3 separate regions of the Mus musculus genome follow, and all the other regions are linked to region 1. The links are chromatin loops, found by intact Hi-C in ENCODE. Cell type or tissue: left cerebral cortex. All regions are shown on one strand. Links, peaks and the distances in the headings refer to the core of each region. The heading gives the core; the rest is flanking DNA.

Region 1 (10,768 bases), core at 4,846-7,345:
CTGGACCTGGCTATAAATGGCCAACTCAAGTACAAAGAGTACAGCAATGGGTGTCAATCAACTGGGGCCTCCCCAGTGAACTCTACTCTGCTGGGCTGGGGGCAGAGAAGGGCCCAGGTGCCTACCTTGTAGTTCTGGGCAGCCTCATCTATCAAGGTGACATTGTGAGACTTGTGGTCCTTGGAGTCACGACACACCACACAGAGGAATGCCCCATCCTGCTCGCAGAAGTAATGTAGCTTTTCCTTGTGCCTCTGACATCTTGAGTCTTCCTTTTCTGCTTGGATGTCAGCAGGATCCATACTTTGGATCTTCTCTGCAAGACTAGCCAGCAGCTTATTGGGCCTGAACGTATTCTTATTCACAGAGAGTTTGCAGAGAGGACATTGGATCTTTTCTGACGTTTTTCCAACCTGACTGATACACTGCAGGCAGAAGTTGTGCCCACAGTCAATGGTGACAGGATCTTGTAGAATTTCCATGCAGATGGGGCAGGTCACCTCCTCCTGCAGTTGGCAGGCCAGAGGTTGGCCTGCCATGATGGAACAGCAGGGCTAATCTGAGATGTGAAAGTACAGAAATCCAAGGCCTGGTGCTTGTAAGAGAGAAGGAAGCAGGAGGCAGAGGTTGAAGAGTATCTCAGGGAGAGGATTAGAGGAGAATGAGGGAAGGGGGGGTTAAATAAATAATGACAGAAAAGAGTCAGCGATAAATGGGGAATATTCTAAAGAGAAGAAAACAGATGGTCAGTCCTCTCTCCCTGTCTCTCAAGAACAGAAACCGAGAGTGCCTGCTGCCTATAAAGTAGAGCAAGACTTCCTGGACCTTGAACTAATTAAACATATCTTTCTGAAGCAGATTCAGAGAACAGAAAGACGAAGTGACAAAGTCCACTCAGGTGTAATTGGGGAGTGGAACTGATCGCTGGCAGCCCCAGGAAGGCTTGTTACCACCCCAGCAGATCTCTCACTCCCAGACCCTGCCTTCTGTTGGGTATTCCTTCCTGTCTCTGGTACCCCAGCATCTTTGAGTCATCCTTTGTTCTGTTTGGCCTGTCTGTTACTTCCTCTGTCTCTGTACTTCTCAGATTCCCCACCTACCCACACACACACACATCAGCTTGCCTGACCTGTGGACTTTAGCTTGACAAGGAAAGTATCAGCCAGGGTCACCGACATTTCCATTAGTAGCTCAACACTTCTTAACCCTTCCTCTTGCTCTTTTGTGCCCAGGAAGACGGTGCTCCCTCCTTCCTCCCTCTCCATCCCCACTAACCTCTCCTCTCTTCTGTTCTGTCATTAAAACCCAAACTGTTAATTTTTAAATAAAAATGTTTTAGATTTGTGTATTTTAATTTTACTCACATGAAAGTTTTGCCTGCACACACACACGCACACACACACACACAGAGTTAGTATTAATTGTATGCAAATGGTATGGGACCACCCACTGGAGCATAGGCCACTACAATGCCACAACCCCAGAAACTATCAATTGCCAATAGCTCCTCAGTGTGAGGTGGGGCCATATGAACCCTTTCCTATTTAGGTTGGAAAGTTGACTGGCCTGGTCTTATACAGGCAACCAATGTGTTCATAGGGCAAGGCCATTGGCAGGTCACACAGGGTGTGGAGGATTTTATGGCTATAGCCCCAACAATAGTTCCTTGTCATTTGCCAGGGACAGTCTTGGCTTTACCTTTGTCCCCTCATAAATGTCAACAGCCCTTCCTTTCATTCTCAAAAGTATCCACTCATATTATAGAGGTTACTTTGATTACAGCAACTACTGAAAGCTGAACACTTTCAGAAATACTACACCTACACTTCTCAGCCTTTTGGCTAAGATCAAGTGTAGAAATACCAGACCTCAGGCCTGTCTATTTCATTCACTTTAAGGTTGAATTAAAGCAAATATTTTTGTAAGGTTTTATAACTTGCATTCATACTCAGCTGTCAGATCTAGAGGTAAAATTTAATTTATTTTAAATTAAATCATTTCTTTGATTTAAAAAATTTATCTTCAGTATTGCTATTAGTAATTTTTTTATGTGTATAGGTATTTTGCCTGGATGTGTCTGTGAACCACATGCAATACTCATGGAAGCCAGAAGAGGGCATCTGGGTCTCCTGGAGTTGGAGTTACAGAGAGTTGTGAGCTGCCCCTTGGTCACTGGGAATATAACCTGGTTTCTCTGGAAGAGCAGTCAATGCTCTGAATCATCTCTCTAGCCCCCAGAATTTAATTTTCAGGCAAGTTTTGTTTTGTGTGTATTGTGCTTAAAAAACAATGACAAATCAGAATACGCTGATGAGGGTGCCTCTTTTTTTTTTTTTTTTTCCTTTCTTTTTTGTATATATTATTTCACTTACGTCTCACTTCTAAATCTTCAATATCTGTTGTTCAGGGAACTGAGCATGTTTCAGGGTCACCTAGAATGTGTAAGACCCAAGGCACAAAGACAGACATGCATGAAATCCCAGCACTGGGAAAGTAGAGACAAGAAGATTAGGAGGCTGAGTCCACACTGCCCTTACAGAGGGCTATTTCTCCCCAGCCCCTGTTTAGAGATTTTTTTTTACATGGATTTGGGGCGTTTTGACTTTTGCCTCTGCAGAAAACCTTAAGTTTTTCTGCCAAGTACTGAAGGTCAATGACTTGTATATTGTTAAATCCCTATTGCAATGCTAAGGTGCATTGTGAGACTTTCTTTGGAGATGCAAATATTTTATCAAAGTCAACAAGAGTTCAAAGGGTCCTGTGTACTCATGAAGCTCATCTGTCAATCAACCCCTTAGTAATGTAGACTGTAGGGGCGGGAGAGGTGGCACAGCGGTTAAGAGCACTGACTGCTCTTCCAGAGGTCCTGAGTTCAATTCCCAACCACATGGTGGCTCACAACCAACCGTAATGGGTCTAATGCCTGTTTTGGTGTGTCTGAAGACAGCAAGAGAGTCATACATTAAAAAAAAAAATCTAGAATGTGTTTTTTTCATTTGAATTCAAACTTTAATTCAGTGTTTCTCAACCTGTGGGTCTTGCCCATCAGAAAACACATATTCCCAATGGCCTTAGGAACTGAGACACTGCTCCTCCATAAAATTACAATTATAGCAACAAAATAATTTTGTGGCTGGAGGGTCACCATAATATGAAGAACTGTATTAAAGTAAACTGTATAAAGAACTGTATTAGGAAAAGTTGAGAACCACTGCTTTAATTCAATAGGTTACTATTTTGTTAGGAACTGAAAGACTTTATTTTCTTTAGAAAAAAAAAACGTTTATTTGTGTGTGTCTTGTGTCTGTGTATGTATGTGCATGAATGCATATGTGTGGGCGTCTGTGTATGTATGCCACATGTGCCTGTGGAGCTCAGAAAGATGAGTCTGATGCCTTCAACTGGCCTAATCTGCGGTTGTGAACCAGCTGGTATGGGTACTGGGAACTGAACTTTAGTTGTCTGGAAGACCAGCAAGTGTTCTGAACTGGTGAGCCATGTCTCCAGTTCAAGATATTTTGTTATAATATAATAATCTATCATTTTTCAATCATTTATCATTTATCAATTTTCTATCAATTTTTGATGTCATAATAACCTCCACTGAATTTATTGAGGAATGTAAGAAGTAGTTGTATCCCATGATACATACACTGCACTCCTGAGAAAGAACCTTTTAGACTAGACACAGATGAGACTGGTTTATCCACAGATTTACGGTGTTTCTCATCACAGGTCTTCTGACTTTACCCTTTAGTCCCTGGTGTCAGGTGAGTTATCAGCAGGCATTGTGGAAAAGCCATTTTTCCATGGAGCCACAGTTGGCACTAACCCAATACACACTCACCAGATACCTTAGTAAATGCAAACCACACAGGCCCTCTTTAATCGCTCGTACTCTGAACCCCAGATGCCAATCATTACAAGGAAAAGCGTTGGGATGAACCAGCAAAAGTAACTATGAATACATTTCACAGGACTGGAGATGGTTTAGCGATTAAGAGCACTGGCTGAGCTGGGCAGTGCTGGCACACACCTTTAATCCCAGCACTTGGGAGGCAGAGGCTGGCAGATTTCTGAGTTTGAGGCCCTCCTGGTCTACAGAGTGTGTTCCAGGACATCCAGGGCTACACAGAGAAACCTTGTCTCGAAAACAAAATAAAAGAGCACTGGGTGTCTTCTGGTGTGTCTGTAGACAGCTACAGTGTACTCACATACATAAAATAAATGTCACACACACACACACACACACACACACACACACATATATATATATATATATATATATAACAAATTTTACAAAAATCAGATGACTGTGTGAACACACAGTGAATGCCCATCTAGGGCCTTAGAAAACGCAGTGCAAAAGTGAGCACCTTGGCTGTGGATGCCACACACAGCCACGACATAACTCAGCTCTTGCCGAGCTCCTGCTTCTGTCTAACTCCTCCCCCTAACTTACTCCCTGCACTTGCCAACTCCTTTCGCTTCTTCTCTGGACCCAGTGAGTTTGAAAGCTCATATATTGCTCTATTTCAAGGAAGTGTATAATAGCATAGCCGTATGCTTTTGTTGACACAGGTGTGTCTAACAAGTCAGATGATCCTACCCATTCCACTCAAGAGGTAGAGATAGACATATCTCTTCACAGCATCTATAGCCCAGATGTCCACACTGCTCCATCTGCTGTGTTTTTTGGATGTCTCCTAAGACTGTAAATAAGGATTATTTATCTAGTGAATGACTAATTACCTCAATATACTTTGTGCTAATTAGATTTTTGTTTGTTTTTGTTATAGTGATAACACTTACAATCTATTCTCGTGCACTTTAAAAAGACTGTGACCACCACAGCTTTGGACCACAGCTTCCTGACTGTCTCCCGGATGATGAGATCACAGGCATGTTCTACTATCCGCTGATTGATTTGGGTTTAATATTATTGCTGTTGTTGCTTTTGGAGATCAACCTGTGTAGCTCAGGCTGGCTGGCCTCCCACTCACGGTACAACTTAGAATGATCTTGAACTCCTGTCTTTAATTCCTTCTTGGTCTGGGATCACAGGCACAAGCCACCTCAACTTGAGTTCGGTTTCTCATGCTTTGCCCTACTCGAGACCTCTACTGAATGTTTGAGGTTGTCCCTCCAGGCCATCAGGTAGAATTCAGGGGCTCCTGCCAAGAGCCCTCCATGTCTCCTGAGTCCCAAGAGCTACCTCATTTTTTCCGAGATCTGTATGCTCAAATTTAGAGCCTCATATCTTTCTGTGGTTTTCCTCATATCTTTCTGTGGTTTTCCTAAGTGCTCTCTGGATTGTGTAGCTCGGTATTCAACATGGTGGCTGGCAGTTCCCCGGAGCTGGTGTTTACATTTTGGACAGAGGATGGGGCTTATCAAAGGACACAATTGCAGAGCGGATAGGTTTTCTCACAGATACACTCTCCTCCTTGGTACAGCCTCAGGTTGGCCTCCAGCTCAATATATAGTTGAGGGTGACCTTGAACTTTTGATTCTCTGATATCCACCTCCTAAGTGGTGGGATTAAAATTATTCATCCATCATGCTCAGCTTTATTACTGCTGGAGATCAAACTTCATGTTTGCCAGGCAGAGACTCTACCAACTGGATACAGTACAGACCTCACAGCCAAATTTTTTCTGCTCTGCTGTGTGTATGTACATGTGTGTGTACTGTGTGTGTGTGTACACTGACCCCATCATATCCTATATGGGATAGGGACAAACTTCAAGAGTCTGTTTTCACTTTCCATCTGGTTGAGCCAGGGCCTGTCTTGTCTTTCTTTGTTGTGCAGAGTGCTCCAGGCTAGCTCCTGAAAGCTTCTGTCTCCCATCTTGCCTTGGGAGTTCTGGAATTGCATGTATGCACCACCACATCCAGCTTTTTAAATGTGTTCTAGGGATGGAAACATATCCATCTAGGTCATCAAACTTGTGTGACAAGCATTTTTGTTTATTGAGCCATCTCTCCAGTCTCCGCCATAATTTCTAAAAAAAAAAAAAAAATAGCTTGGGAACCTGGTGAATAGCTCAACCTAGGAGCACTCGTTGCTCTTGCAGAGGAATCAGGTTTGGTTCCCAGCACCCACATGGCTCACAATTGCCTATAACTCCAGTTACATAGGATCTGAGACTCTCTTCTGATATCCATGGACATTATGCACAAAGTTCATATACAGAGAGAGAGAGAGAGAGAGAGGCAGAGAGAGAGAGAGAGAGAGAGGCAGAGAGAGAGAGAGAGAGAGAGAGAGAGAGAGAGAGAGAGAGAGAGAACAGGGCAGTGGCCCCAGCTTCCATTCCCTTAAAGGAGAGATTCTGAAACCAAGTCCTAACTTGGGAGGCAGCACCACCTACTGTCCGTGAAGGCACAATGCTAAAACATTTGACTGAAGGAGCCATGGCTCTATTTTGGGCACAGTTTAGCGTAATTCTGACTAGAACAATTTAGAAGGAACACTGAACTTGAGCTCATGAGATGACATATAAGGAAGCTCATATAAAAAGTTGATAAGGAGATTAAAACAGGAATCAAGTGGGGCTAGGGCTGGGGTGGTGGTGGATTCAAGGCTCCATTAACTAGTAGTTAACTAATGGGTGTTAACTACAAGAAGGAGAGTGAATTCTGAGCCTGGCTTTATTGTGTTCACCTCACTGTACAAGGAAAGAATGTGATTAAGTCCCGAGGTTAATTAAATCCTCTAGCCACATAGTTTCCCTGTATCGGAAAAGGAACCAGGAAACAGAAATTCTTAAAGAAGAGTGGCTTTGTTTAGTTTGGCCAAAAGAGAAAGAAATACTCTTACTCCCCTCCTCTTCTGAAGCAGTCTTATAATTCTATAGCTGAAAGGAGCAAGGTCAGGGAATACGCATATGCTAATTTAATAGGAAGTGAGTCTAGCTGCGGGGACCTCCTTTTCTGACTGGAACGAGGCTTCTCCTTTCCCTCCTCCCATGGGAGGCTCCTAGAAATTCTTTAGGGACTGTCTCAGTCAGGGTTGCTACTCCTGCACAAAACATCATGACCAAGAAGCAAGTTGGGGAGGAAAGGGTTTATTCAGTTTATATTTCCACATTGCTGTTCACCACCAAAGGACTGGAACTCAAGTAGGCCAGGAAGCAGGAGCTGATGCAGAGGCTATGGAGGGGTGTTACTTACTAGCTTGCTTCCCCTTCTTGCTTTCTTATTGATCCCAAGACTATCAGCCCAGGGGTGGCATCACCTGCAATGGGCCCTCCCACCCTTGAACACAAACTGAGAAAATGCCTTACGGCTGGATCTCATGGAGGCATTTTCTCAAGGGAGGCTCCTTTCTCTGTGATAACTCCAGTTTGTGTCAAGTTGACACACAAAACCAGCCAGTACAGTGTCCATTAGTCTGGTAGCCAAAGGAAGGGATACCCTGACTCTCCTTAGAGCATCTGGTCTCCCACCAGAATGAAAATTCCAACATAATCAGAGATGAGGAGGAACCAACGGCCATCAGAGAGAATCCAAGGTGGGCCAGTAATGATCCCAAGTGTCAATCACCACTGCACATGAAAACTGATAAAATATCACGAGGATTAGTTTAGAATTGTCAATACAAATTCAAAAAAAATCTGAGTGATAAGGCTTAGGATGTTGCTCAGAAGTGGGGTACTTGTCTGGCATACATGAAACCCTGGGTTCAACCCCCAGCACTAGTGGCTCACTCCTGTAATTTCAAAACTTGAGAGGCGGAGGCAGGAGGATCAGAAATCAAAAATCATCCTCACTTACATAGAGAGCTCAAGGCTATCCTGGGCTACATGAGACCCCGTCTCAACTGTGACTACACACACACACACACACACACACACACACACACACACACACAAAAGAGAAAGAAATGCTTCTTGTTGTAGTCACAGTTAGGTTAACATAGATCCATTTTGTTTGTATTCAGACAACTTAGACATTTCTCACACAGGACTGCAGATTCTGAACGAAAGGCTTGAAGTACCCAAATTAGGCTAAGTTTACAGGGCATAAAATGATGGGAAGATATCACTCTGCCTCCCCCAATGCAGCATGGGCAGCAGTCTTTATAAGAGGAGCAGTAAAACTACCTAGGGCATCAGGGAAGAACACCTTTGGGTATGTCAATAAGGGTATTTCCAGACAGACTTAAGTGAGGAGGGAAGACCTGCCTTCAAATGGGTGGTATTGTTCCATGAGCTGGGATCTAAAGGGGGAAGTGGGAGAAAGCCAGCTGAGCACCAGCAGGTATCTCTTTTAGATTCATGATCCACCCAGATGTGAACAACCACCCTATGGTCTTTCAGTCACTCCTGTCTCCACACTTTCTCTACCATGATGAACAGTAGCCTCAAACATAAGCCCAGATAAACCCTTCCTCCCTTGGTTTACTTCTTGACAGGTATTTGGTCACAACTACCAAAAGAGTAACATATACCTTGTGGTATCCTCCAGGTACCGCCACTGTTGAAGCTGGGACTATTAAGGACAATTATGTGGACCGTCCTCCGCATCACCCAGGTGTCACGGTCATGTGACACATCTAGAATTTGTGGTTCCACATGTGTGAGGTTCTTGGGGCTCATTCTCAGTTGGTGATATTTGCATTCAAGTTCTGTGAGATTTGCATTAAAGGCACTGAGACTTTCCTCTTCCCCGTAAGAAAATATGCCACACCCTGCCACAAAGTTCATCTCACTGTTCAGTGAGTGCAGCTCATGGGTATTTTCATTTCCCTGATAATTCACTGCTGAAGCAGGAGGAATCTCTTCACCTTCTCCCTAGTTTCACAGGCATGTGAGTGTATATAATTGGCATAATTCAAGAAGAACCGGCTCATCTGCTGGTCTTCTCCCTAGGTCTGGAGACCAAGAAAATGAAGTTGAAAAGGAGAGATTTGAGGTAGGGTATTAAGAGAGTAATTTTGGGGAGGGTGCTCAAACAAGAAGTGGGGTAAAGAAGAGGAGGAGGAAGAGGAGGAGGAGGCACTTCCTTTTTTAGGTCATCCTTGGAAGTTGTTTGAAAGGAAAGGACAAAGTAGCGTCATATGTTCTCTCTCTCTCTCTCTCCCTCTCTCTCTCCCTCCCTCCCTCCCTCCCTCCCCCTCCCTCCCCCCTCTCTCCTGTTCTCTTTCTCTTTCAACATGACATCATTGCACTCTTGGATAACTTGATGGTTAATAAAGGGTCACTGACAAGGTTCCACCTTAAGAGGTTAGTGGTATCAAACAGCAGCAGTGAGCCCTGTAGGGAACCAGCCCCAGAGGGGACACATAAAGTTCTGTCTGAATTCTCCCTGCCAGCCACACAGTAGAGACTGTCAGCTTGTCGTTGATAGTTTACTTCTGGCCATGACCGTAACAAGGTGGCCTAAAATTTAGCTTTAAACTGTAAAACGATTGCACAGAAAACTCTCAAAACAGAATTGGGGTTTGGAGCTCCTGCTTCCTCCAGGTCTGTGGAAGAATTGTATAAGGAATAGTTTCAAGTTTAGCAAATACTGAGTTTTTTTTGAAATCCCTGCAGGATTGTGTCTCTTATAGTCCAGACTCTGGACTCTCTGATAGTGGACAGTGGCCTTAAGTCCAGGCCCCAGTCCACTTTATCTTGCTCCAGATCACCTTCTACCGAGCCCTTTCACATGGGACAATCTGGCCTTCAAAAGACCCAGTGGGGAGACTAGTGAGGTGGGACCATGGGCTCTCTTGACAAGGACAACCAGGACATTTGTCCTATCTGCCTGGATCCCCTGAAGGAGGCTGTGAGCACCGACTGCAGACATCTCTTCTGCCGCATGTGCCTGACCCAGCACATGGATAAGGCTTCAGTCTCTGGGATTCTCAGCTGCCCAGTCTGCAGGAAGCCATGTTCCGAGGGGGTCCTTGGAGACAATTACATCTGCCACACCCACCAGAAGAGGGTGCGCAGGTTCTGTGAGGCTAGCGGACATCTCTTGTGTGAGGAATGCCTCCAATCCCCTGAACACCAGTCCCATACTGAACTCTCCATTGAAAATGCCATCAGCCACTACAAGGTAAGCTTGTGTCACCCCATTGGACCCTTCCTAAGTTCAGATCCTCACAGAGGCTTGGTAACTGACACTCTCCTTTGACTTTTCTGGTCATCCAACTTGGGGCCTTGGTCTTTGCTTTTCTGTGTGCCTCTCTGCTACTATCAGGGTTTCCAGGTCTCCGTGTATCGATGTAGGTGATCCTGCTACTATGATGGTGAAGACCCAGGAAGTATGGGCCACTGTGTTTACTCTTGCTGTACTAGATAATGTATTAGTTCATGAGATGCTGTGCTGGATAATGAGAGGCTGTATTACATAATGTACAAGTTAATGAGATGTTGTACTAGAAATGAGAACCACTTCTTGACTAAGATTATATTGGGTTCCCTGGTGGATGGTCCTAGAAGCTAGTCTAGACATGTCATCAAGTTTTATCTGTGCTGTTATCTTGTAAAGATTTGAAATCTGAAAACTTGTACACGATGCCCTATTCCCCTCTCCCCCCTTTCCTTCCTTTCCGGAACACTACTGTTGTTTCTTGTGTTATTTATTTATTTTTTTCTAAAAAAACGATTCACGCCTTTGGTAGTAAATACAGTCGATACCAAATGATAAAATATCAAAACTAAAACTCTTACCTGTGAGATATGAGACCATTGAGGGTAAAGGAGTGTGGAACCAAGCTTTCTTCCCTGAGTTTGATCTCTGGGACTCACATGGTAGAAGGATAGAAATGGTTCGT
Region 2 (10,768 bases), core at 7,491-9,990, 310 kb before region 1:
TTGAGTCTTCCCTGCCAAACTGTGAGCTCTATTTGAGGTAAGATAATAGCAAATAAAAAGACGCTTCTGGAAGATGGGAAAGAATGGATCAAAGAAGAGAATCACTGAGAGGAAGAAAGAAATATTGGAGAATAAAAAGATAACGAGTTTAGAGAAAGAACAGGACAGAAAATGCCCTGATTTGGAATAGGATTTTTTTTTCCTGCTCTGAGTGTGAATCAAATGTCCATTCATTGGGGAAGGAAATGTCCACCCCAGCCAAGACAGGAAATGGTGAAGCATGAAAAAGCTGGATATAGTGGTGACTTATGGTAATTCCAGTGCTCTGGAAGCTGAGGCAAGAGGATCGAGGTGAATTGCAGACCAGTGTGGAATATAGTGAATGCTGGGCCTTCCTGGAATATAATTGAAACCTAAGGGAGAGAGAGAGAGAGAGAGAGAGAGAGAGAGAGAGAGAGAGAGAGAGAGAGAGAGAGACTAAGCCAGAGAAGAAGAGTCTGAATTCAGTGTGTACTTCTGAGAATGAGGATAGTACAAAAAGACCAGAAACAAATATCCATCCAGGGTTCCTAGGATGACCTGGGTATAACATGGGCTTGTGCCTGGACATCTCAGTTCTAAGCCTTGATAGCCTAAGAAAAAAGGAGTACCCAGGCAGACACAGTGGTGGCTCTTCTCCACCCCTCTCTCTTGACCAAAGGCTGAAGCAAGATGGGCACCAACTCCTCTCTGGTTACTGAGTTCGTGCTGGTGGGCTTCTCACGTCTGGTCCACCTGCAGGGCATCCTCTTCTCCCTGTTCTTGACCGTCTACCTGCTCACTGTGGCAGGCAATCTCCTCATCGTGGCGCTAGTCTCCACAGATGCAGCGTTGCAGTCTCCCATGTACTTCTTCCTCCGCATCCTCTCAGCCCTGGAGATCTGCTACACGTCGGTCACAGTCCCCTTGCTGCTGCACCATCTGCTCACTGGCCGGCGCCACATCTCGCGCTCTGGCTGCGCTCTGCAAATGTTCTTTTTCCTTTTCTTTGGTGCCACCGAGTGCTGCCTGCTGGCTGCCATGGCCTATGACCGCTATGCTGCGATCTGCGAGCCCCTGCGCTACCAGGTGCTGCTCAGCCGCAGGGTTTGTGTGCAGCTCGCGGGCGCCGCGTGGTCTTGCGGGGCTCTAGTGGGGCTGGGCCACACCTCCTTCATCTTCTCCTTGCCCTTCTGTGGCCCCAACGCTGTCCCTCACTTCTTCTGTGAGATCCAGCCGGTGCTGCAGTTGGTGTGTGGAGACACCTCGCTCAACGAGCTGCAGATTATCCTGGCTGCCGCCCTTATCATCTTGTGCCCCTTTGGCCTCATTCTTAGCTCCTACGGACGGATCCTGGTCACCATTTTCCGCATCCCATCCGCTGCTGGTCGCCGCAAAGCCTTCTCCACCTGTTCCTCCCACCTGGTAGTGGTGTCTCTCTTCTATGGTACTGCCATCTTTATCTATATCCGCCCTAAGGCCAGCTATGACCCAACCACGGACCCCCTGCTGTCCCTCTTCTATGCTGTGATCACCCCCATCCTCAATCCTGTCATCTACAGCCTGAGGAATGCAGACGTCAAGGCCGCCCTAAAAAGAAGCATCCAGAAAATGGGGCCCTCCGAGATTTGACAAAGGGTGGGAGGTGACTCTTGAACAGAATTCCGTGTTCCACATTACCAAGGATCAAAGGAGAGAAGACCTGGAACACAGACTTACCTTAAAGAGCTATTGACTCCCTCAACATTCACTCATCTATTCTGTCTTCTGTTACAAAGGGTTGATTTTGCCAAAGTAAATTGGCCCAGAGGTGGTGGCAGTGCATGCCTTAAATTCCAGAAGTCCAGAGGCAAAGGCTAGGAGAAAATCACACACACACACACACACACACACACACACACACGACTATGGAGGTGATAAAATTTTCACCTATATACAGAGCAATAGTCCTGAACGTTATCTGGCATTGAGACATAGGGTTACTTCCAGACTGTATACTAATTCAGTATTAGTATACAGTTATATATAGCTAGCACACATAAGTAGATCCATAGAGGAGGAGGAGGAGGAGGAAGAGGAGGAGGAAGAGGAAGAGGAGGAGGAAGAGGAGGAAGAGGAGGAAGAGGAGGAAGGGGAGGAAGGGGAGGAGGAGGAGGAGTAGGAGGAGGAGGAGGAGGAGGAGGAGGAGGAGGAGGGTAATCTGTCCCTAGTAAAAACAAATCTCTTAAAAAGTGAAAGGCAATCAGAAAGAATCATGGAAGTCAGATCTTATTAACGCTAATACAGCATAGAGTTTGAAAGGATTAATATTGATGCACTTAAATTCAAGTATTTTATTTGGGGTTTTTTGTTGGTTTTCTTGTGGTTCTTTTTTGTTGTTGTTGTTGTTTTCGTTTTGTTTTTCACTGTTTTGTTGTTTTGGGGTGGGTTGGGGGAGTTGGTTGGTTGGTTGGTTTGTTTTGTTTATTTGTTTTTTTTATTGGGCTTATAAACCTTTTTTTCCATTTTTTATTAGGTATTTAGCTCATTTACATGTTTATTTGTTTTTGTGTTGGTTGGTTGGTTGGTTGGTTGTTGGTTGGTTGGTTGGTTGGTTGGTTGGTTGGTTGGTTGGTTAGTTTTTGACGGAGTCTGCTAGAGCTCTGGCAGGTGTCAAACTCATTATGTAAACTAACCTGGCCTTAAACTCCTGATTCCCCACCTCTGCCTCCCAAGTGTTGAGATTATAGATGTATGCCACCACACCTGGCTTGAATTCAAATCCTAATTTTTTTTTTCAACTAATCAGCTGTGTGATCATAAACAAATGAAATTGTCTGCACTTTAAATCTTTATCCATAGAACTTAAATTACAAAGAAGTCAATTACTCTGAGAGCTTGTGAAAACCCATGCTACATGGGTATCTCTACAAATATTTTTAATAGTAAGTCAGACAGATTTGTACAGAAAGCAGTGTCCATCTCACAGTGTGTGCCTTTGCTGGGGGAATAAGGGTATTTTTATGTCGATGAGGTTGGTACTTAGAAAACTCAGAGGAAGGTAGAGAAAGATATCACACAAGACTGCAGGAAAATGCCCCCCCCCCCCCGCCGCCCCCTGCATCAGTGAAACAAACCAAGAGCATCCAGGACACTGAAGAGGAATATAATGGCCCTGAAATACAAGAGCCCGCGGGAGACAGTTAATAATGAAAAGTTCTGGTGGTGCAATCCACAACCCAATGCTTTGGAGGCTGAGGCAGGAGGACTACTGCAAGTTCCAGGCCAGTCAGGGCTACAGAATAAAACCCTGTCCAAAGAAATAAGAGTCTCCCCGGGGATCAAGAGGACACCAATGATTCCTAATAATTAAAATGCATAAGGCATGATGAGCGGGAGAGTAAACAGGCTGTATTATACACAGGAATAAGACTGTCAAAGAAATTTAGTTTTAAAAGAAGAAAAGTGTAAAATAAAATCCACATGATTTTTATCATTCCTGACACCCATTCGCCATCTTCTGTGCGCTTGTTGCTCTGCTTGACACTGTGAAACCTGAGTCAACACGGGATGGCGATTTTGTGCCGTCTTTGTCTGGAGAGAAAATGCTAATACCCAAGAAAGTGTCATTAAACACTGTGAATCTGGGAAATATGAATCTCGAACCTTTACAGTGGGATAGGGGTGTTGGCTCAGTGGTAAAGTACTCCCCTAGTAAGCCCAAGGCCCTGGCCTCAATTCCCAAAACTAAAGAAAAGAATTACACATGGGTGGTTACTCTACCAGCACCCAGGAAGATGACATGACCTCCCCCATCTTACCAGTGATTAAAGCCTCAGTACCCTGGGTATCTCATAGCAGTAGAACATCTACAGAGAGGAAGGACATCACAGAGGAGCTACCTGAAGGATTTGCAGCATGCTCCTCCTCTGATCATTGGAATTCTTATAGCCAGAGTGAAGCCTGACAGCAGAACTGAACATTGAAAATGCAACATATCCACCTCCTGGTCCCCTCCATCTACACGTCCTTCAGAGGCCTCTCTAGCTAACTGGTGCTTTGGCATTTTGCCATTGGTTTCCCTTGGACATGAGCTTTATGAAACTCACAGCAAAACTTACCCCTCATCTCCATGATAGGCACAGTAGTACTCTTCTGGTCTTATCGGAAATGTCTTCTTTTTTGAGACAGGGTCTTGCTGTATAACTAAGGTTGGTCTTGCACTAGCAATTTCTGAGTTCTGAGATTAAAGGCAAAGCCACCACACCCTACTAACAATACTTTTTAAATCATTTATGGAGGCATCATTAACCTATAATTAAATGTATATATTTAAATAGTCTGGAGGACTGGCGAGATGGCTCAGTGGGTAAGAGCACTGACTGCTCTTCCAAAGGTCCTGAGTTCAAATCCCAACAACCACATGGTGGCTCACAGCCACCAGTAATGAGATCTGACACCCTCTTCTGGTGTGTCAGAAGACAGCAACAGTGTACTTATTTATAATAATAAATAAATCTTTGGGCTGGAGCAAGCAGGACCGACATGAGCAAGTAGGGTTGACTAGAACAAGCAGAGGTCCTAAATTCAATTCCCAACAACTACATGAAGGCTCATAATCATTTGTACAGCTTCAGTGTACTCATATACATAAAATAAAATAAATAATAGTAATTTTTTAAAGGGCTGGAAAGATGGCTCAGTGGTTAAGAGCACTGGTTGCTTGCACTTCCAGAGGTCCTGAGTTCAATTCCCAGCAACCACATGGTGGCTCACAACTATCTGAAATGGGATCTGATGCCCTCTTCTGGTGTGTCTGAAGAGAGCTACGGTGTACTCATATAAATGAAATAAATAAATCTGAGGAGGAGGAGGGGGGAGGGGGAGGGGGAGGGGGAGGGGGGGAGGGGGAGGGGGAGGGGGGAGGGGGAGGGGGAGGGGGAGGAGGAGGAGGAGGAGGAGGAAGAAGAAGAAGAAGAAGAAGAAGAAGAAGAAGAAGAAGAAGAAGAAGAAGAAGAAGAAGAAGAAGAAGAACTAACTGCACTCTGTTTTCCTGTAAAAGCAGAGCCATTAAAAAAAATAATCTGATAAGTGTTGACTTATGTAGATACCATGAAACTATTGGCACAACCATTAAACATACATACATATCCCCCAAAGTTTTCCTCACCCCCCACTGCAGTATCTTCCTTCCATCCCTCCCTGCAACCCATAGTTGCTAACAACTTTTCACCTACATCCTATCACTACAGATCAGTTTGCCTTTTCGGGAGATTTATATGAATGGACTTTTTTGTCTGACTACTTTAAAACAACATGATTGCTTACAGATCCATCCATGTTTTTTGTTTTGTTTTGTTTAACGGTTTATCTATTTATTATATGTAAGTACACTGTAGCTGTTTTCAGACACTCCAAAAGAGGATATCCAATCTCATTAAAGTGGTTGTGAGCCACCATGTGGTTGCTGGGATTTGCACTCAAGACTTTCAGAAGAGCAATCAGTGCTCTTAACCACTAAGCCATCTCTCCAGCCCAGATCCATCCATGTTATAGTACATAATATATTCATTTCTGAGTAGTATCCCATCATAGAAGACCTCAATTTATGCCTCCATCTGCTGATGAAAACATGGAATGTTTCCAGGTTTTTCCTCTTACATATGAAGTATTTGTGAACATTTGTAATTTACCATGTGCTCCTTGCTCTCAGTGTGTCTGGTTACATACACACAGATGTACAATAGCCATATCACATGGAGTTGGTTTTGAGTGAGGAAAGCCCTGGGTTAAGGGTTGAGACTGGCAACTGGAGAGATGGCTCAGCAGATGAGGGTGCTTCTCCAAGCACAAGGACCTGATTTGAATCCCCAGGAACCACAAGATGGAAGGAGAGAACCAACCCCCACAGGCTGTCCTCTGACTTCAACACATGTGCTATGGTTCATGAGTACATGTATGTCCACAAAAATGCACACAGAGATTTATTAGAGGGGTCAGGATCAAGTGTGGAGAGCATGAATGCAACCCTGCAGCTGCTGGGGCTGGGGGAGGTCTCTGGGGGAGGCTTGCAGGAGTCAATGCAGATGACCTTAGCTGAGATGTATAATAATGGGGTTATTGAACTTGAAGAGGCTGCCTCCTGTTGAAGTGGTAACATTGTCAAAGACTAGGTTGTGTCATGTGGTGTTTTTCTGGAAACTGTCTTATGAGAGGATATTTTGCTGAAGCAGACACATGAGAGGATGTTTTGCTGAGAACAGACACATAATGTTTTCCTGGACGCTGTCTATTGAAAGGGCATGTGAAGTTTCGCTGGAGCAGGCACTTGGAAAGGTGTGTGATGTCTGGCAAGAGTGTAAGTATAATCCAACAGACAGTGGAGGGCACGCTGGCACTGGTTCACCTTGCTGGTCGTTGTTGGACTTCACGTTGCTGGTCTTTGCTTATGACTCTCTGGCACTGGTTTGCCTTGCCTTCTTGGCTGATCTTCCCTTTTCATGACTTTGTAGAGAGAAATGCATCCAAGAACTTCTGGTGGTGTTTCAGCTGCATCTTGCCACTTCAGCCAACTGGTACCAATTGACTGAGTCTCACTCAACTCAAACCCTGAGTCAAGGTTTCTTCTGGATTAGTCCACTGCTGCTGATTCTTGTTTGGTGTTTTGCTAGTGGACTGGTCTGCTGACAACAAAGATTGTAATCACCCCCCAAAGAACTACTTCTAAACAGGTTCACGTCTCCCTTGTCCTATTAGCTAGCCATCTTCCTCCCTTACCTCTTGTGGACGGTGTGCTAGAAGGGAGGTTGAAGCCTTAAGAACCCATATTAAAGTTGATTTTGAGAAATCTAAGCCTATATCCTGTAGCCAGGCAGGACTCCCAGTGAAGAGATAAGAACACCAACCAACCCACAAAAGTTTCAACACAAAATTTATACTGTCTAAAAGAAATGCAGGGACAAAAATGGAGCAGAGACTGAGGGAACGGCCAACCAATAACCAGCTCAACTTGAAACCCATCCCATGGACAAGCACCAATTCCTGACACTATAAATGATACTCTGTTATGCTTGCAGACAGGAGCCTAGCATAACTGTCCTCTGAGAAGCTCCACCTCGCAGCTGACTGAAACAGATGTAGACACCCATAGCCAGACATTGGATGGAGGTAAAGGAATCTTATGGAAGACTTAGGGAAAGGACTGAAGGCCCTGAAGTGGATAGGAACTCCACAGGAAGACCAACAGAGTCAACTACTGGGAACTCTTATGGACTGAGCCACAAGGCCATACACAGGCTGGACAGAGACCTCCGGCACACATGTAGCAGATGTTCAGCTCAGCCTCCATGTGGGTCCCCTAACAACTGACACAGGCGCTATCCCTAAAGCTGTTGCCTGTCTGTGGAGTTTGTTTCCCTACAGGGGCTGTCGAGTCTGGTCTCAGTGGGAGAGGATGAGCCTATCCCTGCAGAGACTTGATTCTCCAGTGTGAGAAGAAGTGGAGGGGGGGGCACCTTCTCAGAGGAGAATGGGAGGGAAGATTCAGGGAGGGACTCTGTGAGGGGGGACCAAAAGGGGCAGCGATTTGGATGTAAAATAATAAATAATAAAATGCACACACAATAAATAATGTTTTGAAGTTAAGACTGAAGACTTGGAGCCAGGTCCACTGACTCATACTTACAATCTCAGCATTCAGAATACTGAGGCAGGAGGATTGTCTTTGATACCAAGGCAGCTTAGACTGTATAAAACCCTGTTTCTGAAAAAATTAATAATAATTAATAATAATAATATAATGGACTGAAGCCTTCGGTTATAAGCTCCACTGTTACAAAATTTCCAATGATCCAGGACAAATACCAACCTGTCACCATAATAAACAAATAGAAGTCTGATTTAAATTTAAATTTTGTGCTGTACTAGGTTAGAGATCTACTTCTCTGTGCTTATCCTCCTGTGGATCTTCTGCTTCCTGAAGCTAAATATCTCACAAAGAACAAATTCAGTGAGTGTGGTGAACACCCCTTCTCCACCATCACTGCTAAAGGGTCTTGACACCATCAGTCCAGAGCCACATTTAAGTAGGTCCACTTGATTCCACAGTAAACACCAGTCATGTTAGGTAACAAAGTTCTAAATTCATTAATTCTGATTCTAGACAAGAAAGAAGGCAAGGACAAAGGTTTCTGTTTCGTGTTCGTGTAGACTTCCAGCAGACTATAGACATTCGAAAGTTAAGACACAGAGAAGGCCTGTCTTACAGCTGATGCCTCGTTCCAGAACAAGCCTGCCTCTCTCTCTCTCTCTCTCTCTCTCTCTCTCTCTCTCTCTCTCTCTCTCTCTCTCTTCCTCTCTCTCTCTTTCTCTCTCTCTCTCCACCTCCCTCCCCCCGTGGGCTGCACCTAAGCATCCAACCTCTAATCTGGAAACTCCTCTGAGACAGCAGTCTCAGATCAATACCTGGATGTGCCCACAGTCAGAAAGTGTAGCTCACCAGCGTGGGTGCTATTAGAATGCAGCTTCTTGACATAGTAGGTCTACATATCAAGCATGAGCACTAAGTCATCAGCTTAGCTATCTGATCAAGCGATGAATGCCTCCCCCAAAGACTCATGAAAATCCTTCCCTTTGTATCACAGATCATGTTTTACTTGAAACTGTTTCTTTCAAAGAGCTCAAGAGACTATTGCTGTGCTTCAGGATCTGAGCGTCCTCCAGAACTGCATCATTTAGCCACAAGGTGGCAGCATGAACTACAAAAGATAGTGTTGCATCGTTTAGCCACATGATGGCAGCATGCGTCCACCGTACTGGAGGTGATGCCTGCTGTGTTCCTGTTCCTTCTGAAAAAGGGGGTGTGAAAATTGAGGTCAAAGTTTTTGTAAACAGTAACTTTAAATACATTTCCAAAACAGAAAGTGTGTTTGGTCCAAATTAGTCATCTAAGAAGATCTTGTCTATCCAGATCCCACAAAAGACAAAAAATGCTTCTGGTTTTGTTTTAATTTTCTGATCACTCAGATTTTTTGTTGTTGTTGTTTTGTTTTGTTTTTTTATTAGTTATTTCCTTCATTTGCATTTCAAATGCTATCCCCTTTCCTAGTTTCCTGAACCCACCCACTCCTGCTTCCTGGCCCTGTACTGGGGCATAGAACCTTCACAGGATCAAGGGCCTTTCCTCCCATTGATGGCCTATTAGGCCATCCTCTGCTACATATGCAAGTAGAGACACAAGCTCTGGGGGTACTGTGAATATTGTTGTTCCTCCTATAGGGCTGCAGACCCCTTCAGCTCCTTGGATACTTTCTTTATCTTCTTCATTGGGGGCCCTGTGTTCCATCCAAAAGTTGACTATGAGCATCCACTTCTGTATTTGCCAGGCAGTAGCATAGCCTCACAAGAGACAGCTATATCAGGGTCCTGTCAGCAAAATCTTGTTGACATATGCAATAGTGACTGGGTTTGGTGGTTGTTTATGGGATGGACCCCCGGGTGGGGCAGTCTCTGGATGGTCCTTCCTTCCGTCTCAGCTCTGAACTTTGTCTCTGTAACTCCTTCCATGGGTATTTTGTTCCCCATTCTAAGAAGGAAGTATCCACACTTTGGTCTTCCTTCTTCTTGAGTTTCATGTGTTTTGCAAATTGTATCTTGGGTATTCTAAGTTTCTGGACTAATATCCACTTATCAGTGAGTGTAAATCATGTGTGTTCTTTTGTGATTGGGTAACCTCACTCAGGATGATATCTTCCAGATCCATCTATTTGCCTAAGAATTTCATAAATTCATTGTTTTTAGTAGCTGAGTAGTACTCCATTGTATAAATGTACCACATTTTCTTATCCATTCCTCTGTTGAGGGACATCTGGGTTTAAATGAACAAAAGATTCTACACCAGGTCGGCATACATAGGAGATGAGATTTATTTCTGGAAAAAACAGTTTGAGAACATCGGCCACCACAATGGGGGTTGGGGGGTTGATTCTGAATCCCAGACAAAGAGAGTTCTTTACTATAGGTTTCCCGAGAGGGTAGATGATCTAAGCTTTTGCTACAAGCTCATATATGATTTGGGTTGCTGTGTGCCATAAGTCGAGAAGGCACAGAAAATAGGGAGAAGTACTATAACGCGAGGCTACCTGGGGCTCATAAAGCAGGAGCCCCCCCCCCCCCCCCCGCTAAAGCAGGAGTGGGAAAGAGAGAGAAGGGGGCTACAGGGAAGGATGACTGGATCACTCCCAAGCTGCCAAATCCAGTCTCTATTTTGTTCTTTTAAACACTGAGGCTACCTCACTGGAGTTTCCTGTCCAACTTGCAGGCAGCTGCATCAACAAGGAGTCTCTTGCCCTCCACACAATTCCTTGCTGCTTCTTCTCCAGACGTTGCTTTCTGATGCTTGTAAGTTTCATGGGCCTTATAAATCTCCTGGTATGCCACGTAACATGGTGTTGCCATCCTGAGACACAACTACATCACATACAGAATATACATATGCAGATGGCTTTTGCCCTTGCCCTTTAAAGTCTGCTGTCTTTCTTGTGTGTGCACTTATAGTAAGGTATGAGCATGTGTATGCTACAATACAGGTGTGGAAAACCATAAACAACTTGCAGGACTCAGTTCTCTCCTATCATGTCACTTCTGGGTATGGAATTCAGATGGTCAGGCTTGGTGGCAAGTACCTCTACTTTTGAGCCATTTCACCAGCCCCAAACAAGCAATTATAATTGCAGAAAACAACCTGAACCAGATATCCAGAGAGATGAAGACA
Region 3 (10,768 bases), core at 227-2,726, 300 kb before region 1:
GGTGCTGACCTTTATTTTTTTCTCCAGGCTTACAAAAGACCTTAAAAAATTCCATGACCTCGCCCATCAGGTGGAGTCTCTCTCGGGTTAACAAAGAAGTTATGGGCCCCACCTTACAGAGATCTCTTCCAGAAACAAGACATGGTTTCCATTCTTGGGGAGCCAGTCCAGCTAATGCAAACCTAGCCAGGTCACCATGCCCACTACAGAACGTCAAAGAATGTCTGCAAATAATAGGCAATTGTGCTGGCCCTGGTTAAACTGGGACTCCCATCTGCCGGATAGGATAAGGCTCTTCCCCTTCCTTGCCCACCCGACACGTGGAGAGGGTGTTAGGTTTTATTTCATACCAAATATCTTTAAGAAGATGATGACTGAATTTAAATAATTTATTAGACTATGATCCAGTTATGGTAAACAATCATATTCCATAACACATTCTTTCTCTATACTCTATAATTAAAATTCAATTTGGTTCAACAATCATTCATTGATCCACCTTCCCCTGCATCCCAAGTCCTGGAATTAAGTTTGCACCACCACACCTGACTAAAGGTTCAGCTTTTGCCCTCATCAACAACCCTGCGAATGAACTATGTTAGAAACAAGATTCACAGACTTGACAAATACTTTTAATCTACTCCACTTCCCTCAAATATTTATTTCATTCTCGTTAATTTTTTATATCATCAAGAGATGTGATTGGTAATAGCTCAGAGGAAATCGGCTTTGAGCTTCTCATCACCGCATCCCCGTGGTCATCCCCCAGTGCAGTGTGTTGTCAGAAAGAGCAAACTGCCACTCTTGATGTTGTAGTCAGCCATGATCTTTCCATCTTCCAGCTTCTTTCCGTTGCAATTCACAACCTGCTTCTTAGGGATCACAGAGGTCACACTCTCGATCATCTCTTTCACCTGGGCCACTGAGCTGGATCTTCGAACTCGGAGGAGGTGCCTTTGCCCCTCGTTTTTGGACTCCACCAGAAACAAGGGCAGCTCTTCATCACTGGGCTTCACCACCTTCAGGGTAAGGTGGATAGTGGTTTCCTTGTCAATCCCATAGGATGACAATTTTCGATGGGGCTTGAGGATTTTGGAGTCTAGCAGAAGGATCTGGTCCTGTACAGAGACCTTGGTTTGGGACCTAATATGTTCATTTATCTTCTTCACTTTGTCATTCTCAGTGGTCTCAAAGGTCATTAACCGCCATTGGTCTGAACGGACAACCTAGGCAAAGAAAGCCAAGAGCGTCATCTAAGAACGCCTGCCACCCTCTACCCCCTACTCCTCAGCTTCACTGTTCTCCTGGTTGGCCCTCTGGCTCCTTCTCAACAGTCTGCATCTCTCCCTCTCTTGCAACTTTTGATTCCTACATCATAACCCAAATCAGAACATCGGCTTCGTGAAACTATAGGGCTTCAAACGTTGTATACAGATCCCTAAGCAAACCCAAAGAGGATTTCCAAGATTTGGCAGCCTCACAGAATGCTCTCAGCCATGACTCACCCTCTGTGACTAATTCAGAAAGAACCCTAGTTAAGACATAGTCTCTACACTGCTGCGTTCTTATTAATGTTCCCGTCCATTTCTGGTAATGTCCATGTTGTGGTGATGCTGTGCTTAATGGTGTTAATGTGTATCTCTTGTATTTTATATCCATTGATATAGAACATAATATCCTTTTTAAATTAGACCAGGATCCCATTCACAGAAGACAAAAACTATATCTGAGTTTAACTTCATTTACTGAAGAATTAAGTTAGGGAAGAATCAGGCCTGTAAACTTTATGAAAACTTCCTCATACTCCATTCAAGGAACCTTCCCAACCTAGATATTCCATATTCTTCTTCAGTTTTGTCTTGTATTGGACATTGCCCTAATTGCACATTCTTTACATTGGAGCATAACCTGTTTAAGGTAATGTGTTAGTTATGTCACCAATAACAAGAAAAACAAGTTTTATGAAGTTTTCCTTTGAAAAGAGAGAGACGCTTAAGGCTGAGAACTCTGTAAGTTATTTTCCTAATTTCACATCTTGCCAGCCTCATGAAGCAAAGTGTCCTACCATTTCTCCTAAGTGGGGATGGCAAAAATGGCTCAGCTGTTTAAATAAATAACAAATAAGTAAATCAATCAATCAATCAGTCAGTCAATAAAATCTCTTGCTGCCAAGCCTCACCTTTAAGCTTGATCCCTAGAACCTATGTGGTGAAGAGAGAGAACTGACTCCTGAAGGTTATCTTCTGGCTCTGACCCACCATATACATGCACACATATAATAAATAAAATATTTTAAAAGTTTAATAAGTCAAATGACCAACCTCTCTTCAGAGTACCCTCTTCCTATTGTGCAGTTATCAATGTCTGCCTTTTCTCCTAAATGTTTCTCACCCAACTGCCTCACCTTCTAGACCACTGTCCCCTCCCAAGTTGTGGAACTGTACCCCCAATACATGGAAATACTTTTCCTTCCCATTCGTTTACCAAACCCCAACTTACACAGGTGCGGACAGAAGCCATGTCTGTAGTCAGAGGCTGAATAAGAAAAGAGTCCTTGTGTCTGCTTATATGTGAGTAGCTGGGTTGGAAATCCCCAAGTTCAATGTGTTGTCCAGTTTAGCAGCAACCTTTGTTCTCAATAATTCCTTTCACTTTTGCTGGGGTAGAGTTCATAATGGACACTGTTTGTACACAGATTTCTCCCCTTAGCCAATCTATCTGTATTCCTAGTTCTGTGCATAGAATAGTCATTCTAAGATAGGAATTTTGCCCAGGCTGAAAATCCCCCTACCTTCTCCCAATCCTGCCTTAGTTCTGCCCAGCTACTACTAATCTTCCACTAGCTAGCTTGATAATTTGTGATGCTTGCTTACCCTCCCTCACTGCCTAAATGAGCCTGGACTGCAGCTGTGACTTGGTGTCCTGGGGTAGGGTACCGCTTGCTACATACATTATGTTGTAAAAATATGTTCCCCTCTTTTAATATAGGTTAACATAGAAGGCCATTCCTGGTGTCTCCCCAGCATATAGAACCTTGCTTATAAAGTCTTTAAACACACACACATACAAACACACACACACTTACTTTGGATTCTTGGTTCTTGAACCTCTAATACATTTCCCAACCTGACTCAGAATCTGCAAACCAAACATACTACTTGAGAACAATCCAAAATCAACAGTTAAATTCTGACTCCTACCTTTCTCCATATGTGCACCACAGTTCCTGGATTCCCACCCCCACCCCCTTGGCTCTCAGATGCCTCCTCTCCCTGAGGCCAGAGACATGTGATGGTGCTATTCCCTCACTGTTGAAAGTTGGTTGAATGAGACCAAGATTGTGACTGAGCTGTCTCCTCAAGAAACCTGATACTCCTAATATTCCAAGTTTGACATTGGCTTCTGAGGTAGGACACTCCATGAAACTAATTTTCAAAATTGTTTATTAAACAGCTTCAGGGGTTCTCCCCCCCCCCCAAAGAACTCTGTAAATTTTCCAAATTATTCCTCTTGTTTTCTGTACTTGAAGTGGCTATGTACTCATCCACTGAAAAACCTTTTTTTCTTTTTTTGATCATGTTTTCCCCTCCCCCAATTCCTCCCAAATCTTCCTTCTCACCTCCCTACCCGCCCAACTTTACGTTCTTTCTCTGTCTCTCAAACACACACACACACACACACACATTCAAAAATGTAAAAACAAATAAGCAAAAGACCATAAAGACCATGAGACAAAACAAAGAAAACAAAAACCTCCAAACAAAGCAAAAAGTCTACAAAATATACCATCAGTCAGTAGTGGGCCAGCTACTTCTGGTTATGTAGCCTGCCCTAAAGTATGATTAATTTACCTAATGAGACTCCATTGGAGAAAGCTGATATTTCTCTTCACTGGGCAGTATCAATTGCAGAAACTTCTTAGGAATGGGACCCCAATGTTCACTCCCCCCTTTAATAACACCTTAAACTGTGTCATTTTATTTTAGGGGGTTCCATTCTGAAGAATTTGGCTTACAGAGTACCTGTGCTGAATAAGACAATCAAAAAGGTTGCTTGATTCAAGGCCTGTGCTATAATGAGGTAGAATTTCTAAAAGAAATCTTCCCAAGGTAATGGACCTGCCTTTGTTGCCCAGGTAAATCAGAGACTGGCCAAGATATTAGAGATTGGTTAAAAGTTACATTGTGCATGCAGGCCCCAAAGCTCAGGACAGGTAAAAAAATTAATAAAACCATTAAGGGATCCTTACCAAATTGACAGCGGAGACTGGCGCTATGATTAGATAGCTCTCCTACCCTTTATGCTCTTCAGGGATAAAAACACCCCTGGACAGTTTAGACTGACCCCCCTATAAATTACTCTACAGGGGGCCCCCTCCACTGGTAAAAATAGCCTTTGTACATGGTGCTGACATGCTGCTTTCCCAGCCTTTGTTCTCTAGGCTCAAGGTGCTCCAGTGAGTGAGACAGGAGCGAAAAAGCAGCTCCAGAAGGCCTACTCAAGAGAAGAAGACCTGCTACATTAGACGTCTCCACACAGAAAACCTTAAGACTCCGGTGGAAAGGCCCTTATCTTGTACTCTTGACGACCCTACTTTCTACCTTTATGGGACCTCTTTTGATTTTGCTTCTGCTTTTAATTATAGGTCCATGTGTGTTAAATAGGCAAGTCACCTTTATTAAAACAGAAATGAGTGCAATGTGGCTTTTAGTTTTAAGACAACAGTACCATGCCCTAAAGTAAAGGATCAAGTATGTCAGGAAAAAAATAGTGTCTAGTTCTAAGATTAGAACTACTAACAAGTAGAAGGGGGGAATGAAAGTATAACAACGTAAAAACAGAATTCTAGGCCTTTAGGCCCAGGCTTGGGAATGTGGCCTTTGTAAAGGTATGCTAATCAAAAAAGAGAGCAACATTCCTCTACCCACCCGCTTCCTGGGTTCAAAGAGTGCTCATTCAAAGAAAGTCACCCTGGCCATTACCAGAACCTGCAATGCAAATGTGCTATTGTTAGAGGCTCTTAGAAGCTGTCTTGAGAGTTAACAATTACCAGGTATTCCTTGTGACTCTTGTAACTTTACACTTCCTTGTGACTCTTAACTGGTATCTTTGGTATCTTCCAACAACGCCCTCCCCACTTCCTTAAGTTTCGGTTTCTTTAAATACCCCCTTACCCAGCTACTCGGGGCGCCACGGTCCTCTACCCCTGCGTGGTGTATGACCATGGGCCCGAGAGCGCTCTTGAATAAAAATCCTCTTGCAATTTGAAAAAAAAAAAAAAAAAAAAAAAAAAAAAAGGTTGCTTGAATATTTCAATATCCTAATGAAAATTGCATTTGAAGCTCTTATTAGACAGTCATTAGCTAAACTAAAATTATTAGTGTATATGGTAGAGTAATATACTTTTTTAAACTCATAGCACGAAGGGAAAAGTCCCTTGTAGAATATTCTGGATGCCACTGGCTTCGCTGTTCTGTCAGCTTTCTCCAGCTCCCTGTTCTCAAGGATTAACATTCCAGCTTCTGACCTTTAGTTGCCACCATTGTCCAATAGGAACTTGGAATTCTGAAGCATCATCAGTCTCCAGCAGAAAACATCATCTCAGATTGAAGGTGAATAGAAAACCACCTTGCAGTGAGGCATCAGGGAGAACCTGGCAGAAGAGACCAGATAAGCTGCCAAACCTGGTCTGCAACAAGCTCCCTTCACATTCTAATTCCTATCTGCAGTCACTATTTTCTTATACATTTGTTCAGAATTGTTTGGGCCAGAGCCTGGGCTGTGCAGCCCTAACAACCTAGGCTTGGCCACTCCTGTCCTCCACATGCCAATAAACAAGTAACGGTGACAAGCAGAGAAAGGAGATGTATTCAAAGGGGTCATCACAAGAAAGAGAAACTGGGGGCTGGAGAAATGGCTCAGAGGTTAAGAGCACTGACTGAGAATTGATTGACTGAGTCCAATTCTCAGCAACCACATGGTGACTCACAGCCATCTATAATGGGATCTGATGTCCTCTTCTGGTGTGTCTGAAGACACATACATACATACATGCATACATACATACATGCATACATACATACAATAAATCTTTGAGAGAGAGAAAAAAAAAGAAAGAGAGTTTCTAGGGAGGTTCCTCAAGTTCATCTTCAGGTCCCTGCCTATAACAAGCTAGGCAAACTCATGACAAGAAGTCTTAGCCAACATGTGGTACTTTCCATTATCATTACCTAGGTTATAGTCCACCCTACATGGTAGTCTGGTTATAGTCCATCCTACATGGTAGCCTGGCAGGTTGTCAGAACTGTGTGCAATCTCTTTCCAGAAGACAAGCTCTCCTCTCCACAATCGGGGGTGGGGGTGGGGCATCAGGATCCAGTCTTTCCCTTTTCCCAGAATGAGATTCCTGGGGAAATTCAAATTTGGGTTTCAATAGTCTGGTCGCTAAAAGGAGGGATAAATATCTCTTTGAGTATTTTTGTTCCTGCCAGAGGGAGAGCAGATGTTAAAGTGTTGCTTAAAGCTACACGCTATTTTCATCCTTTGTCCTTCCTTGTCCATGACTGTGCCAGCATTTGGAGTCACAGGTAGCAAGGACCCTTGACCAGAGCTACCAGGAGAGCACGTTACCAGGTTCCAATTCCTAGATAGGACTTTTGTTAGGAATGATTTTGTCAGCCGAGACTACAGAGCTGTGTCACCGCAAGTCAGCAGGTCTAGCTTCATCACTACAATCCCTCCATTTTCCTGAGCACATGGAGCTCTGCCTCCTCAGCCAGTGAGCATGCCTCTCCCTCCAACACTACCCTAAACACCATGAGCATGAGTAAGAACACAACAAAGGCAACATTGCTTCAGGAGCCCCTACTCCTCTCTAGTTCTGGTTTATCCTCCCATACTTCCCCCAATGTCTTTTGAAGACCATGTCTCTAGCAATGGAATCATCTCCTTATATATTACCCCAGTAAGCACTTGAAGACCATGATTGTGTTCTAGTTCACTTGTATCTCCAGTGGCTGCCCAGCTTGTAATCTGGCACTGAAAGAATAAATAAACAAATGAATGAATAACAAAAAAGTAACGTTCAGTGAGAATTTATATTTCTGAAATGGCGTAAGATTGTTTAAACATGATATCACTTGCTTTTTCATATCCTGGTGAAGTACTGGTATTTTTAGGGATAAACCAGACAACCCAGAACAGTCATGGGAGTACTAGCCACCAAGTACTAGTACAAGTACTAGTCACCAAGATCCCAGTGTACATCTTTGCTACTCGAGTCCTTGGCTTCTAATCATATTGTTGTTGCCTCCAAAGGAAGGAAAGAGAAGAAGAAACACTCATGGCAGATGGGGGTTTCCAGTATGGAGTGACAAGTCGGAGGGCAATTCTGGTATGTTCCTGGGAAAAGCTACCTCAAGGGTTTCCCCACCAGAGAAGACCTAGATTCTCAGAAATGGGGTGTTTTCAAGTAATTTAAACAATAGAGCTGAACTCTGACCCCTTCTCTTCCTCCCGTCCCTCTTCCTTTCCACCATTTCCTTCTCTTCATTTGATTTCATAGATTGAAATTACAGCACCAAGAAGACTTGCATGAAGAAGTATTTATAGATCTCAAAACCAAGCAAACTATCCCAGGAACAGAGAAAAGGAGGAAATATTCTGAAATTCAGGATATGTTCACCTAACAGAAATAAAGCTGAATCTAAATGCTATGAGTTACTTGAAAGTATTTAAGAGGAAATGTGACCCTCACAGTCACACTGACATTTTTTGTCTTCCATTCAGAGATAAGCTACTGCTATTAGCCAAATTTAATTTTTTTAAAGTAGTTTATTCCTTAAGAGATACAAGATGCACTTAATTCTATTATAGGTAAAATTATGCTTTAAAACAAATATTCCAAAGTGAAGTTATCACAGGCTAATTGACTAATATAACATTTTGGACCACATAGCTATTATGTAAATACACAAAACATAATAAAGTAAAATTATTCACTGCCTTGGCACATGTTGTTGTCTCTCTTTGCCTCTTAGACATGTGGGTACAAGCTAAAAGATACACAGAGGTTGTATGCAGCTCAGTGATAGAGATCTAGCTTAACATGCAGTCTTTAGGTCTGATACCCTCCATGGAAAAACATGAAGAGAGAGAGAGAGAGAAAGAGAGAGAGAGAGAGAGAGAGAGAGAGAGAGAGAGAGAGAGAGAGAGAGAGAGAATTGGGTTGGATTCTCTTCAGGAATTCTGTTGTGATTTTTTAGCCTTTGTGCTATTTTTCGCCACTTAAATATGCTTTTTATATAATCTACCAGTGAGCTACCTCTCCACCCCTATTCTTGCAAATAATTCTAATTACACAGACTATTTAAAAACATATATATATATACAATACACATGAAAAAAGTAGCTAGTCATGGTGGAATGCCTTTAATCTCAGCATGCCAGAGGTAAAGGCAAGTGGACCAATGTGAGTTCAAGACCATCTTGTTTACATAGTAAGTTACAGGTGAGACCTTGCCTTTAAAATTTAAAAATAAATATATGGAAAGATGGTTCAGCAATTAAGAATTCAGAGGACCATATCAGGTGGCTCGCAACCACCCGAATTTCCAGTTTCAGGGATCCACTATCCCTCTTCTGGCTTCTCTAGCCCCTTGTATTCACCTGCACACACCCACATACAAATACACAGATACAACTTTAAAAGATAGCCAAGCAATATGCTAGCTTCAAAACTAAGGAAGCAACCAACAGTCCTACTGTTGTAGCTATGATGCCTATGAACCACAATCACCAGCATGGCGTGGTACCCTCTCTAGACCCTTATTCTGAACATTGTTTCTCAGTCAATAGAACCCATTCTTGTGGACGAGGTCACAGGTACTTTGCAAAAGACCTGTGCTTTGCAAGGGAGTTTCAATGCAAACTACATTTTACTGTGATAATTATCATGAAAAAACTTTCCCCAAAGTTGTACTAATTTTTTTAAGATTTATTTATTTTATATATGTGAGTAGACTGTTGCTGTCTTCAGACACACCAGAAGAGGGCATCTGATCCCATTACAGATAATTGTGAGCCACCAAGTAGTTGCTGGGAATTGAACTCAGGACCTCTGGAAGAGCAGTCAGTGCTCTAAACCATAGAGCCAACTCATCAGCCCCAAGTACTGTTTAAATATGCCAAAAATAAACTGTTCAGAGTCAGATTCCAAAAGTTTGACCCAGTCTTGTTAATTAAGCCACACCAAATAGGATTTCTTTTTGCCTTTTGCAGTTAGTTTCTCAGCCAGAAGTAGTTTGTAGGGTCCCACACAGTCTACCTTGGCAGTAGCCAATGCTCTTTAGTCAGACTTAAAGCCCATTCGACAAGAGCAAAATCATGCCCGGTACCAGTAACCTATCCAACTACCCAAGACTAATGAGGTCATGGATCTTGGAGGGAAACCTACAACCACTGCTTTACTAAACCATAATAATCCTCAGCTACATTCTAAATATTCATCTTATGCCCACAGATAACTGCAATCCTCATCCCTCATCAAGGAAAATTCTCTTTGCAACAGGCAAGATAACACAGAAAACTACAATCAATAAATAGGCACAGTTGGTGCGTCCAGTCCCAATAAATGCATCTACAAAACAACTCCTACACCTAAGGCAAGAGAACATTGCAGATGAAGGGTCAGAAAGGTCGTAAGGGCAGGAGGGCCAGGGAGTTTGCTGTGAGACTATGTCTCCTAGTAATGTAAGAAGCTATATGCATAAAATTTCATCAACATGACTGCCTAACCATGAGCTGAACAAGGGCAATAATAAGCATGTCAAAGTAGACAGAAAAAAGACAAAGCCTCAGCCTTGCACAAAGAACTACAAACACTTCTGAGAGTGGGAGAAATAGTCTTCCCCAGGGAAGAGCACACCAATTAGCTACTACATACCAAATGACCAGTTCTACAAACTTACACGCAAGTAACATTATTGAAACTGAGAAGCCTATGTTTAGGAATATATATGTATATATATGTATATATATATATATATATATGTATATATGTATATATATATATATATATATATATATATATATATGCACGTAATAACAATTAGTAAAAAAGAGGGCATGATGCTGAAAAAGAGCAAAAAGAGGTATATGGGAGGGTTTGGAGAGAGAGAAAAAGGAATGGAGAAATGATGTCATTTGTATTAGAATCTCGAAAAAAAAAGAAATAAAAAAGGTCAAACGATAGTAATTATTTTTAAAGAAACTGAAAAGCATGTGTCTCCACTATATTACTACACTTTAAAGTTTGTACACTTGTTGGGTGTCTTCCTTGTGGTATCAAAGTTTATAATGAAAATAAGTTTAAGTGTGTGTGTGTGTATATATATATATATATATATATATATATATATATATATATATATACATACATACATACATAACTTCTAACTCAGCAGTTCTATACTAATACTCATATTATGTAAAATAGGAGATACTCATGTAGTATTACTTGTAGTAAAAATGAAGGCAAAGCACACTAAAAGAACTAAGTTGATGAGGATAGAGAGGAATTACTGAAAAATCAGGTTTAAAAGTATCTCTATCACACTCAACGTGGAGAAGGGAATCAGCCACAGGTAACGCTTATTTTTGCCTCTTTAGTTTCACTCTTTCCTGTAAGAACTTGGATTCCAGGAAGGGCAAGACTGATAAACATCTTTCTAGCAAGAAACTGAAACTACTTTCAAGCTACAGCAAGCCT

What was found. Peaks named below come from ENCODE experiments on the same cell type or tissue, not always from the same donor. Only the 100,000 strongest peaks of a DNase experiment are listed, where the experiment ranks them.
Region 2: it touches region 1 in a loop (9-fold over the local background); 28 of 42 quality-filtered maps call a loop at or near these places.
Region 3: it touches region 1 in a loop (5-fold over the local background); 28 of 42 quality-filtered maps call a loop at or near these places.

Annotation. Positions count from the first base shown.
Region 1 is chr17:36,888,125-36,898,892 of GRCm38, reverse strand. Trim40 (tripartite motif-containing 40) reads left to right here and starts at 8,768. Exons shown (of 6, transcript NM_001033235.3): 1 at 8,768-8,916; 2 at 9,200-10,047. The coding sequence starts at 9,709. Trim31 (tripartite motif-containing 31) reads right to left here and starts at 763. Exons shown (of 8, transcript NM_146077.2): 1 at 126-763. The coding sequence starts at 539. In left cerebral cortex, for the core only: a CTCF peak has its summit at 6,376 (motif pointing left); a DNase peak (open chromatin) is centred at 6,379.
Region 2 is chr17:37,201,795-37,212,562 of GRCm38, reverse strand. It overlaps Olfr95 (olfactory receptor 95), which reads left to right and starts at 712. Exons shown (of 1, transcript NM_146513.1): 1 at 712-1,650. The coding sequence starts at 712. The coding sequence ends at 1,650. In left cerebral cortex, for the core only: a CTCF peak has its summit at 8,754 (motif pointing right); a DNase peak (open chromatin) is centred at 8,754.
Region 3 is chr17:37,185,704-37,196,471 of GRCm38, reverse strand. Ubd (ubiquitin D) reads right to left here and starts at 2,580. Exons shown (of 2, transcript NM_023137.3): 1 at 2,500-2,580; 2 at 371-1,226. The coding sequence starts at 2,520. The coding sequence ends at 759. In left cerebral cortex, for the core only: no CTCF peak of the experiment used is centred there; a DNase peak (open chromatin) is centred at 1,467.